Linked DNA regions of Homo sapiens: region 1 is linked to region 2. Evidence: read pairs that join two places in POLR2A ChIA-PET (ENCODE). Cell type or tissue: MCF 10A. All regions are shown on one strand.

What was found. Peaks named below come from ENCODE experiments on the same cell type or tissue, not always from the same donor. Only the 100,000 strongest peaks of a DNase experiment are listed, where the experiment ranks them.
Region 1: POLR2A ChIA-PET joins it to region 2 with 5 read pairs; 2 of 35 experiments call an interaction of 5 or more read pairs at or near these places.

What each region holds. Positions count from the first base shown.
Region 1 is chr17:40,511,121-40,515,120 of GRCh38, reverse strand. No RefSeq gene overlaps it. Among named protein-coding and RNA genes, the nearest start is that of TNS4, 11 kb to the right of the region's middle. In MCF 10A, no CTCF peak of the experiment used is centred here; DNase peaks (open chromatin) are centred at 2,420 and 3,790.
Region 2 is chr17:40,241,477-40,245,476 of GRCh38, reverse strand. The region is part of intron 1 of WIPF2 (WAS/WASL interacting protein family member 2); the gene reads right to left. It also overlaps the pseudogene RNY4P8. Among named protein-coding and RNA genes, the nearest start is that of WIPF2, 24 kb to the right of the region's middle. In MCF 10A, no CTCF peak of the experiment used is centred here; no DNase peak of the experiment used is centred here.

The DNA.
Region 1 (4,000 bases), 270 kb before region 2:
GATGCACAGGGCACCAAAGTCATCCTGTGCAGCTTCCAGAGCATTCTGTGGCCCCTTAACTCATCTGTATTTGATGTAGGATGATGAGCCCCAAATATCAAACTACAGCCCTAACTTTTATTTGGCCTCCAAATCTTTATATCAGCTCTCCCTCAGACATCTCACTTTGGATGTCCCATGAGCACCTCAAATCATCAGGTCCTCAAACTTAATGCATATGCATCTCCATCCTCACCATTAAACCTACATACCTCCTGTTTCCCTACTGGGATGGATGGTGCCCCCAATTACCCAGTCACTCAAGCCCAAACCAGCTAAGCACAATCCCTCAATCCTGTTACTTCTCTCACTGCCCAGCCTTAGGGTGACTCCCCTACCCCACCCTATCTCACCCAGATCATGGTATCAGCTTTCCAGGTGTCCTCCCCACCCCCATCATGCCCTCTGTGGGGCAGCCCAGGCAGACTTTCCAACACACAGATCTGGTTGTGTCCATCCCCTGCTTGAAATCCTTCATGCTTCCCAATGCCTCGCCAGCCTAACATCCCCGCACCATCATTGCCAACATGCCACTTTGTATTATCCAACTCTTCCAAGTTATTCCACATTTCCCTGCCACATGTTCATTCCTTTGCACTTGCTGAGTCTGCTGCTTTTTGTTTGTTTATTCAGACAGGATCTCACTCTGTCACCCAGGCTTGAGTGCAGTGGCACCATCATAGCTCATTGCAGCCTCAAATTCCTGGGCTCAAGGGATCCTCCTACCTCAGCCTCCCAAGTAGCTAGGACTACAGATGTGCACCACTGCACCCAACCTGAACCCACTTTCTAAACTCAATGACCTCTGCTTTTGTCCACCTGGCAAATAACCCTTCTCGTTGTATCTCAGCCCTGCCTCCTCTAGCAAGTGGGAGCACGGAGGTCCTGATTCCCTCCGTGCTCCCACTGTGCTGCTCACCTCCTCCTCGGCAGAGCAAGGACATCATGAAATAGCCATCGTTAAACTGCAGGTCTGCCTTCTCCACTAGACTGTGAGCTCCTCCTTGAGAACAGGGACATTATTTTATTTTTGTTTCCCCAGCACCTTAGCACAGAGCCTGCTCCCAGGAATCCCTCCATATATGAAGTGACTAAGCTAAGGTGACCCCACTGGACAGTGTCTGAACCACGATGACACTCATTCCCACCTTCTCTCCTTCTGCTGGATAGAGCCACCAAGTACAGGTGACATGTGCCTGTTAAGGTGAGGGACAAAATAGAGCAGTGCTTCATCTACCAACATGGCACTCCTGAACCCTCCCAGCAGGGTTATAATAGTGGGGACAGGGTGCACCAAACCATCAGTGGCCTCTCAGGTTGGATGCAGGGTCACACCAACAGACAGGTGTGGAACCTGGGCAGAGCAAGGAGATTCTGTCCCACTGGGCACTAAAGACAGCCTTGGCCTCAGGGACCCTGGATTCTACCCATGTGGCCCAAATGGCCAGAGAGCATCTGGAGCTAGATCTGCTATCTTCCTGGGTGATAAAAGTCAGGAAGGTCTTCTAGATCTTCACTTGAGGAGCCTATTTTTCAGGGCAGTTTAATTCCACATTGTTTGTTCTCTGCTCTGCAGACGCCTAGGAATTCTGTGCCAGGAACCAAGCTGAGAAACTCCGCTGAGGAAACCACGGGAATCTCATTTGAAGATTCAAATGGAAAAGCTGCTTCTCCTCTCTGAGCCTCAATTTTCCCGTTTGTAAAATGGTAACTTGTACCCAAGTCCATTCCAGCTCAAAAATACTATGATTCCTTTCTTAACTAGGAGGAGTTAAGGGGAAGAAAACTATTATTTCAACTGTGATCTCACCAAGGAACAAGTCTGAGGACTGAGTCGGGGGCCAGTGGCATGGTGTGGAGCACTCAGCATTCGGGGATGACCACCCTCTGCCCAGCCCCTCCCCTGGTACCTGTTACTCTAGGGGAGTCCCCTTCTCCTTTCTTGGTTTCCTTGTCTATAAAAGAGAATGATGCCAGCCACACCAGAGGACCACCGTAAGGAGAAATGCAATGTATTATATAAAGTGCCTGGAGCGGGCCAGGCGTGGTGGCTCACGCCTGTAATCCCAGCACTTTGGGAGGCCGAGGCGAGCGGATCACGAGGTCAGGAGATTGAGACCATCCTGGCTAGCACGGTGAAACCCTGTCTCTACTAAAAATATTTAAAAAATTAGCCGGGCATGGTGGCGGGCACCTGCAGTCTCAGCTACTCGGGAGGCTGAGGCAGGAGAATGGCGTGAAACCCGGGAGGCGGAGCTTGCAGTGAGCCGAGATTGCGCCACTGCACTCCAGCCAGGGTGACAGAGCGAGACTCCGTCTCAAAAAAAAAAAAGTGCCTGGAGCAGTCCTTGACCCATAGCTGACAAATCATTATCGACATAGTTTCCTTTCCCTGGGTAACAAGTGCTGGGTGCCTCCCCTGCTCAGCCTGCAGAGCCTGGAGACCAGAACACTCTACTCTCACTCACCGCCTCCGTCCACCCCAATCCGTGGCTTCCCTCCCCGTCAAGCTCAGCTCCTTGCCCGAGTTGGTCCAAAGGCCAGAGTGGCCAGGTGAGCGTGGTTAGCCACAGACGTGACCACCCAAGACCCCATGACCCGAGTGGCAAGCCTGAATCCACACCGAGGCCTGAATCCACACCGAGGCCTGGGGACCAAGTCCAGTGCTTTTGTCACAAAATAGCAGACCCCATGCGATGCAGGCCCAAGGGCTCACTGCCTACTCGCTGTCCATCCATCTCCCTCTGTCCCCAGGTGACCCCATTGCATTCCTGTGGTTTGGGGTTTGCTGGTGTGGCGGCGGCGACTGAAGTCTTGGCACCCTCCCACCAGTGAGTGGGGAGGGGGCTCCAGGGGCCAAATTCCTCTTCAAATGAGATTCCCGTGGTTTCCTCAGCTGAGTTCCTCAGCTCGGTTCCTGGCACAGAACTCCGAGGCGTCTGCAGAGCAGAGAAAAAACAATGTGGAATTAAATTTCTCTGGAAAATAGGCTCCACAAGTGAAGAGCTAAGCATCTCTTTGGGCTTGGGTCCGATTGCTGTGCCCCGTGCCAGGATGGACTCCCTCCGCCCTACAGGCACGGCAGTTGAGCAAGCCCAACTCCTTCCCCCCACCCACCACCTCTCCCCACTGTCGGACCTCAGAGCTGTCACCAGAGATGGGCTTTGGCTTTTCCTAGACTCTGCTGAGGCACCCTGACCAGAGACAGCTGGGATCCCCGAAATAGGAGCATCCTCCTGGGATGGGGTCACACCAGCTCCAGCTCTGTCTGATGTTGTCGCCACCGCCAGGCAGGATTCAGGATCAGGTTGCAAAGACTAGGGGACATGGTGAGACAGGCTGTCTCCCTGGGTCCCCAAGCCTCAGCAGCATATTCTAAAGTGACAAACCCCAAGAGGCATGGAGGAGAAAAAGAAAAAGAGGTAAAGTCACCAGCTGACCTCTCCCAAGCCCCAGCCCAATACCATCTTTGATCCTGGCAGGAAAGGCCCCTGGACATACGGTTTATCCGTGCAATGGAATGTTATTCTGCCTTAGAAAGGAATGAGCTGCTGAAATGAGCTCCAGCATGGAGGAACCTGAAGTCATTATACTAAGTGAAAAAAGCCAGACACAAAAGGCTGCATAGTGTGTGACTCCATTTATATCAACTATCCAGAATAGGTAAAGCCATAAAGACAGAATACAGATTAGTGGTTGCCAGGGCCTGGAGGAGAGGGAGATGGGAGTGACTGCTTAATAGGTATAGAGTTTCCTTTTGGGGCTATAAAAATGTTCTGGACCGAAATAGAGGTGGTGGTTGCACAACATTGTGAATGTATTAAATTCACAATGGTGAATTTGATGTCATACATATTTTACTACAATAAAAGGACAAAATGAAAGGCCCTTGGCCTGGGTCCCCGGCTATAGAGGAATTCTGCTCTGGTCACCCCCATAGAATGAAGAATCTGTGGGTCCG
Region 2 (4,000 bases):
CAGCTACTCAGGAGGCTGAGGCAGGAGAATCACTTGAACCCGGGAGGTGGAGGTTGCAGTAAGCTGAGATCGTGCCACTGCGCTCCAGCCTGGGCGACAGAACGGGACTCCATCTCAAAAAAAAAAAAAAGAATTATCTGGTCTACATTGTCAACAATGCTGAGGTTGCTAAGCCCTGTTCTAGAAGATGAGCAAGACAAGCGTCTACTGTCTTGGAGCTTACATTCTAGTGTAAGAAGGAAGAAATAAAATCTCAGTATAACAGTTACTGATAAAAGGAGTAAAAAAAACAGAGAATCATAAAGGTAGAGTATAGGAATAGACTGGAATGTTCTTTTGTTTTACTTATTTATTTTTTAGAGATAGATTGTCCAGACTATGTTGCCTAAGCTGGTCTTGAACGTCTGGGCTTAAGCAATCCTCCAGCCTCAGCCTCCCCAGTAGCTGGGACTACAGCTGCCCAGGTTAGAGTCTTCCTTTGGATAGGGTTGCAGGCTTCAGGATCTAGGAGAATTTAACCACGACAACAACAAAATAGTAATAATAATGATAAAATAATACAGTCACAGGGAAAGGGCCATTGGGGGAGAGTATCTGGCTCTCCCAAGAAGTCTCTCCATGAGCAGAGCATGCCATGTAAACATCTGGGGAAAGAGCATTCCGAAAAGAAATAACAGCAAGTGAAAAAATTCTAACATGGGAATGTAGTTGGTGTGTTAGAGAACTAGTAAAAAGACCAGGATAGCTAGAACAGAGTGAGAAGAGATGAAATCTGAGGCTTTATATATAGGCCATCCTCCAAATCCAAAAGTAGTCCCCTTCTCTGTCCAATACACCAACACTGTAAAACCAAAGAAACCTAAATGAACCGACAGCTTCACACTCAAACCAGAAGTTCGATCGGTTATCTCATTAATCCCACAGACTATACTTGATCTCCTGGCTTAATCTCATCCAGAGACTAAGTACTAACTGAAGGCCTTCCAGGGTTAAAAGTCACCTGTTGGTAATCTGCCCACCTGTTCAGCTGTCCTTCAGCTTTGCTCCTGAAAAGCAATCCAGCATGGGAGGTAGGAGCTCATTACTACAATGGCATAATGGCATCCAGTCCCTAGGCCAAAGAACCCCAAAATGAGAAAAGAGCCAGGAGCTGCCTAAGAGTAGTCACATGCCACTCCAGGAGCCAACAACGGCAGGAACCAAACAGGTTCCTATAATCACACAGGGAATAATGTCAAGAGGAATGAAAAACTTGCCTCCATGTGTTCTAGGACAGACTATAACAGAGGGTTTCCACTAAAGTGTTTCTGGTTTCTCTAAAGTACAAGGAAACAGACTAGAATAACATTCATGTTACACACATTTTACCACTACCACTCCAAAAAAAGGCTTTTTCTATAGCTCACAGCCCTCTCCTCTCAATGGAGAAAGTGCCACCACTTCTTGAAATTCAATTCAGTCAAACCTCTGGTGAAACAGATTTCTATCACATGTAGAGATGGAATTAATTAAAATTCCAAGGTTACTTAAGGGAAAAAAATTTTTCAACTACAGAAATTTTCATCACAGAAATTCAACTATGCAGCAAATCTGACTGATCCAACAAGTAATAAAAAAAATCACATAACCATCATGAATATTAAAACTGAAAAATCGGGCCGGGCGTGGTGGCTCACTCCTGTAATCCCAGCACTTTGGGAGGTGGAGGTGGGTGGATCACCCGAGGTCAGGAGTTTTAGACCAGCCTGGCCAATACAGAGAAACCCCATCTCTACTTAAAAAAAAAAAATACAAAATTAGCCGGGTGTGGTGGCGTATGCCTGTAATCCCAGCTACTCAGGAGGCTGAGGCAGGAGAATTGCTTGAACCCGGTAGGCAGAGGTTGCAGTGAGCCGAGATGGCACCATTGCACTCCAGCCTGGGCGACAGAGCAAGACTCTGTCTTAAAAAAAAAAACCTGAAAAATCCTAGGACTTCTACAACAAATGAAACCTGGATGTTTTACTCCTCTCTGAAAGAGAAAATGAAGGAGGAAGAAGATATAACTACTGAATGATGAAATTCTTTCAAACATATTTTTTTAACAAAAACATAATGCATCCCCAAAACGCAGCTTTCCCCACTAATGTGACTCTTTCCTCTTCCCCCAGATTTTTTTTAAAGCCAGTCAAATTTAGCAGTGGGGGGTTTGTATACCAACTGCAGTGACACTAATGTTAATAAGCTCTGATAACCCACTACCATCAGACCAGCCCCAGATTATTTTTTTAAAGCCCTAAAAATGTAAATTCGGAAGACTACCTTCATATACTACCTTATGTGGTAAATATTAGATACTATGGGTTATTCCCAGATACAAGGCAGCCCAGGAGCTGAGTCCTCTCATCTAAAATGATGACAAATCAATGAGAAGTCTACTCCTGTGTTCAATTAAATAACCAGAGCTGCAAAGAAAGCTTCATTTAAAAAGACAGACTAGGAATAACTAATGCAAAAGCCATGTAAATTAAATATCTGAAAATCATCCAAAACAGAAGTCAGGGAATGACCTCACGCCCAACCCCTCAAGGCAAAGAAAAAATCTCATTATCCTGAAAGCACTGAAGTACAGCACTGGGAGATAGGCGGACGTGTACAGAAAATAGTCAACTGCAGTAAATCAGTAATAGTTCAAAGTCATGCCTTATAACACAGCCAGTGACCAATAATCAATGAGACAATAACACTTTCGATGTAGCTTTGTTTTTGTGACTTTGTTCATCAAAACTGTTTCTTGGCCAGGCACAGTGGCTCATGCCTGTAATCCCAGCACTCTGGAAGGCCGAGGCAGGTGGATTACCTAAGGTCAGGAGTTTGAGACCGGCCTGGCCAACATGGTGAAACCCCGTCTGTACTAAAAATACAAAAAAATTAGCCAGGCGTGGCGGCGGGCGCCTGTAATCCCAGCTACTCGGGAGGCTGAGGCAGGAGAATCACTTGAACTCGGCAGGCGGAGGTTGCAGCGAGCTGAGATTGTGCCACTGGGTAACAGAGTGAGACTGTCTCAAAAAACAAACCAACAACAACAACAACAACAAAAAATTTCTTGGTTTTTCTTTCTTTCTTCCTTGAGAAAGGGTCTCACCCTACAACCCAGATTGCAGTGCAAGTGGCACAATCACAGCTCACTGCAGCCTTAACCTCCCAGGCTCAAGCAATCTTCTCACCTCAGCCTCCCGAGTAGCTGGGACTACCACATCCAGCTAATCGTTTTATTTTGATTGCAAAGACAGGATCTCACTATGTTGCTCAGGCCAGTCTCAAACTCCTGACCTCAAACAATCCTCCTGCCATAGCCTTCCAAAAAACTGTTTCAATGGAAGTTGTAAAATTGTATTACAGCTATTTCTATAGAGCTGCTCATCTTAGAATGCAAATCAACTCTATGTCAGAGCCAACATGGCCTCCTCAGCTGTATTTTAGTTAATAACAGCCACAAGATTTCCAAGAACTGAGAACTAGGGTACCACAGTTAGCCTCTGCAACACTGCTAAGACAAGTACTATTTGGCTCTTAACCTCTAAGCAATTCACAACCAAGGAGCAGCTGCAAACACATTTCCAGATACTTTACAGACTGGCAGCAAAAGATACAACCCTTTTTCTTTTCTAGGCGTAGGAATCTATAATACAAAAGGGAGAATTGTGTCCTTTTGATTGTAAAGTTAAAAACAAACTTCAAATCACAGTGCTTCAACATCTCCAAAAATGACGCTGCATAAACCCAAGGCAGATTAGGACATCTGTTTTCAAAGCCTGAGTCAATTTTCCATTTCACCAAAAACACTGATTCCTGGACTTAGTAAATTGGTGCAGAGCAGCTCAATGTTCATAACTAGTATTTCCTCCCCTGTACATCCCAGGAGCGGGTTTAGAGACGCTGACTAAAAAAAATGAAGTCACACAAGCCCAAAGTTATTACCATCAGCCAACATTTAATACTAAAGAGGGGAGTTAATCAG